Regions from separate parts of the Mus musculus genome. Here region 2 is linked to region 1. A link is a loop called in an ENCODE intact Hi-C map of the cell type or tissue named here. Cell type or tissue: left cerebral cortex. All regions are shown on one strand.

Region 1 (2,500 bases):
TTAGGGCTTATGTCCTGTGAGATTTCTAGTTTGGATCAAACCAAACAGAGAGAAAGTTAATTACTGAGTTCTGAGGGTAGAAGAGGCTCCAGGGCAGCTGAGTGTTAATGGCTTTATTTATACACAATGGATGTACAAGGAACAACACATATTGAATGTACTCTGAGTTTGGATGTATTATTGAACATAGAAGACACTTCTCAAGGTTTTCTTGTGCCCTTTGTATTTCGTGTGCTTTGGATCTGCATGTGCTAAGAACCCTTAACAGGGCATCTACCTATTTAACAAAGGGTATGACTGTTGTTATTGTATATATACAGTCCACTTAGAGAACTATGTATACCACATTGTGATTATATAGTGAGCATTTTATTATTATTACTATAATTACATAATTATTATTATATTAATTATTATACAGGTAAATAAACTCAGGGGAAATTAAAAGATTAAAAAAGTGTTAAAAGATATTACACAATTATAATTTTAAAAATCTGCATTAAAGTGGACATACATAAAATAATGAAATGAGCTCTTAATATGACATGTATAAATAATAAACTACATTTCTTCATTGGATTAAAGTAACTTTTACAGTAGTCATTTCAGGAGATAGTTTATAAGATGTTTTTCATAAATGTTACTTTGGATTTTTATTCCATGCCTGCAGTACCTCTACATTCAGCCCAAACCATCTACACGATATAAAATGGCTTCCCATGTGAAGAGAAATGCATTTTGACTTGACTCACCTCAAGTCCAGCTGTGATGCTTCTGCCGTCTAGGACCCTTGCCATATTTGGGCATGATGAACTGCTAAGTCTGGCCTCAGACATGCCCAGCCAAAACTGCTGGACTTGGCCAGCGTAGGGCCTGGGAGTGGGCTTTGGTGCTGAGAATGCAGTGGCTGGTGATGTTGGGCAATCATGGAGTCATAGCAGCAGAGAAATCAGAATCCATATCCAAGCTCAACTCCTTGATTAGCTTCTATTTAAATAAAAATTTACTGAGTTTTTCAGCTGTCTTGGCAACATCAGATTCCAGCCTGGAGAGGAAGTATGTGAGTCAGAGGTGGGAAGAGGCAGCTGGCCTGGTACTGTTCCAATCGTCCTCCTCCTCTGAGGACCATGTCTCCTGGAGCTTTGTGCTGCATTTACAAATAGCCTGCAGGGAGCCTGAGCATTGTGTAGTTATACTCCATCAAAGCTGTCCTGGAGGCCATTTCTGAGTGTGTTTCAATGCATGATAGCCATCAGCATTAGCCCTGTCCTCTTGAGCATCATAAATGAGTGATCCTCAAGAAACCATCCCACGGAATGGAACAAAACAGGGCATTGAGAAACGAAAAGAAGGATGTGTCTCTACATGGATTCTAAGTCTGTGCCCCCTGCAGATAATCTCATAAGACCATTTAGACAAACAGGGAACGTTTGCTCCCATGCACCACTTTTAAAAGAAGCAACAGTTAAACCTAGGTCTGAATGACCATCCTGCTTCACAATCCAAAAGTGCCTTCATGTTCTCCCAGCTTCTTCATCTCCTTCCTTTTATGCTCTTTCCCTGTATTTTAGTGGCATAGAAGTAGTTAGAGGCATGAATCTGAGGTATAGACTCAGTTACTCAGTCTCTCTCCTCTACAGAGAAAAAAAATATGATGAATAATATATATTATATATTAGATATAATTTACATAATGTTGTATTGTTTATTATATATTATTTTATTTTGTTATATATTATATTATAATTATTATAATTATCCTTTAATTATAATTATCATGTATGATTATATGTGTATATATGCATGTATATGAAATGTTTATAATATAATATACAATAATACATATTATTATTTGTTATATAATATGATATAACATATTGTAATGGTAATGTATAATAACATATATATGATATATTAGTTCTTCCTTTATAATCAAAAAGTGTTTGTTTTAGAGGGTAGAATGAGCAGGGCTTAAACTTTTTTTTCTTTTCTTTTCTTGTTGCTGATTCCTGGAAAACAGGATGGAAAATATAATCATTTTGGTGGTGTGTCTGAGAAAGACCTTGAAAGAAAGCTCTCCAGATGGCAGTTCTCCATCATAAGATACAAAATGAGATGCCAAGGATGACCAATGGGTAGGTTGAAGAAGGCTCTGTCTCTGTAATAACAAAGATATCTTAGAGAAAGCAATCCAGAGTCTTACTCAGCCAGGCTCTACCTTAAGACTTGGAGTTGCCTGTTGGAAATCTTTACGTGTTGTAGTAGAGCTGAGAAGTGTGACTGGGGAAACCATGGTGTTGGGTAAACATGAACACACTACAGGCTGCTTTGTTGGGGCAGAATGCAAACTCAGTTTTGTCCTGTGTGAGCGATCTCTGAACTTCTCAGCCCCTTCTACTGTGTGAGAATACAGAGTCTTCAGGAGGCTTAATTAAGTACAAGGGCTGAACGCACATTGCTTAGACTGGATTTCTTGTGTTTACTTGTTTTGACTGCATAC
Region 2 (2,500 bases), 740 kb before region 1:
CTCCCATCATTGATTCATGATATGTGAGAAGTCTTAGAATTCCTTTCCCAATTAGGACATAGTATGCCCTTCAAACCGGCTCCACGCGATCTGTGAGCTTCTTGCATAGACCGCTCAGCCTGGTAGGTAGAATCGTGCTTCTATAGGAAGTCACCGAGAACCACGTTGTTCCCACTGCTAAGACTTCGTTCCGTGGATCCGTGTTGCTGTCTTTAGCTGTGTTTCTGCCAAGGATTTTTCTTGGCTTGTTCTCGCCTGCAGAGGAACAGCCTGTCCTCAGCTGCTCTGTTCTCCAGGGAGCTCATCAACGCACCCACCTTCCTCCCTGTGTCTCTTAGGGAACCCTGACACTGATCCCTGAAGCCTCCCCCTCCTATCTACTGATGACACCTCTTCAAGTTCCTTTAGGACTGGCCTGGAAGACTTGCTCAGGGCAGGGCCTGAGCCACAGTCTAGATGTCTTTTCCTCCGAGGAATTCCTCTTAACAGGGTGTCCATACACAGTTGTCTATTTATCTGAGTGTCAGCCAGAACGGGGCTGGGAGCATCACTGTGTGCTCCCATCCAGTGACGCTCCTCTTTGGTTCATCCCATGTAAGGTCCATGGCCAACTTCACACTCTTTGCGGAATGAAACATCCATTGGTAACTGAAATAAGCCCCAGCCTCCTTGCTTCTGAGACTCAGATCTCCCCATAGTGTGTGCGTGGCAAGTAGAGTTCTCAGTGCATAGAGTTTTTAGACTCTACGTAGCTCATGACCCTTTTGTAGGATATCAGATTGATGAAGGGTTTGCTCAGCATTGACCATATAGGACCAATACAAGCAAGAATGGTAGGTATTGCCCTGGTCAGCTTTTGCTAGTTGTAGGCTTTGTTCACACCTGTGCTAGTCAGGGACCACTAGAGAACAAAACTTGTAGGGCACATGTACACATATATGCATGTACTTGTGCACATGTTAACTGCAAAGAATTGACGTATTCGATGTTAGGGGCTGGCAAGGCAGGGCTAAAATTCACTGGACAGGGTGACAGGAAGAACAGCAGACACAGGTTGAGATTTCCACCCCTAACTAGACTTTCTTATTCTCCAGGGCTCTCATGACATTTCAAAGCAGTCATTGAATGCGCCTGTGCGTAGCTGGGCTTGAGGTTTAACAATGAGGTGTGAACTGTGATGTGAAGGATGAGACAAGGCTCGCTACCTCCTCGAGCTCTGTTTGGGGGCAGATGCCTTCAGCCTTGCCCTTTCACTCTGTGTCTCATTCCAGGCCGTGTAGGGAGGAAGCGAGCAGGCTGATGGTGCTTATTCTGTTAGAATAGAAGTCGAGGCCCTCCAAGGGTGTGAGTCAGTCCTGCAGAGCGACACTTCACACGTGCAGCTCAGAGAGAGAGTCTCAGAGTGATACCCGTGATTAGCAGGAGGAAGAACCACTTCCTGTGGGCTTAGGGTGAATCCTACATTCCAGAAAGCAAAGTCCCACAGGAAGAAGAGGCAGGTAGTTCCTAGGAATGGAAGAGTCCACGATCTGCACATTATTCTCATTCCAATGCACCAGAACATTAAAAAACCAACGGGAGATGTTCTGGGTATCTCACGCCTGTAGTTTCAGCACTTAAAAGGTAGAGAGGCGAGAAGATCAGAGTTCAGGGTAAACTTTAAACTACATAAAGTTTAAAGACTGCCCGGGATGCATGGCACCCTGTCTCAAAAAGTCCCCAAATAACCAACACACACACACACACACACACACACACACACACACGCACGCACACACACGGACACACACACACAGACACACACACACATGGAAACACACACACACACTCACACAGACACACGGACACATTCACACAGACACATAGATACACAAACACACTCAGACACACACAGAGACACACAGACACATACACACAGATACACATAGACACACATAGACACACAGAGATACAGGCACAGGCACAGTCAGACAGATAGACAGACAGACAGACATACACACACACACACACACACACACACACACACACACACACACACACACCACAACCACACCACACACCAAATCCAGTAAAACCAAGTCCACAAAACAAAAACCCAGTATGTGTAGGAGAGACAGCAGATTCCCTCCTGCAGTTTCTCATCTTGCCCTTTGCAGCCCAGCTGTTTTACAAAGGAACAGCTTACTCATAATTCCCAAGCCGAAGATACTTCTAGTTGGAACATCTGACATCATGGCTAAACAAAGAAGTCATAAATTGTGAATGTATATAAAAAGAAAGTCTCCTAAGTGGGGCTTCTCTAAATTGTATGTGTCTTCCTGAGGGAGCAATCCATTCATCCATAAACATCAGCTGGCCAGGCAACACTGGAGGTGCCGGGGATAGAGCCCTGACAGAGACTAACATAAAGACAGTGTTCAGGTTGTACTGAGGTCTGAATACTTGTGAACTCGCCAAATTCACATGTTAAAACTAATTCCTTAAGTGACAGAATTAGGCA

The links. Hi-C counts contacts between places; a loop is a spot of excess contacts. Peaks named below come from ENCODE experiments on the same cell type or tissue, not always from the same donor. Only the 100,000 strongest peaks of a DNase experiment are listed, where the experiment ranks them.
Region 2: it touches region 1 in a loop (4-fold over the local background); 2 of 42 quality-filtered maps call a loop at or near these places.

What each region holds. Positions count from the first base shown.
Region 1 is chr7:72,587,929-72,590,428 of GRCm38, reverse strand. No RefSeq gene overlaps it. Among named protein-coding and RNA genes, the nearest start is that of Gm36865, 240 kb to the left of the region's middle. In left cerebral cortex, no CTCF peak of the experiment used is centred here; a DNase peak (open chromatin) is centred at 1,091; H3K27ac peaks cover 320 bases.
Region 2 is chr7:73,328,711-73,331,210 of GRCm38, reverse strand. The region is part of intron 1 of A730056A06Rik (RIKEN cDNA A730056A06 gene); the gene reads left to right. Among named protein-coding and RNA genes, the nearest start is that of 4930429H19Rik, 20 kb to the right of the region's middle. In left cerebral cortex, no CTCF peak of the experiment used is centred here; DNase peaks (open chromatin) are centred at 234, 1,354 and 2,217.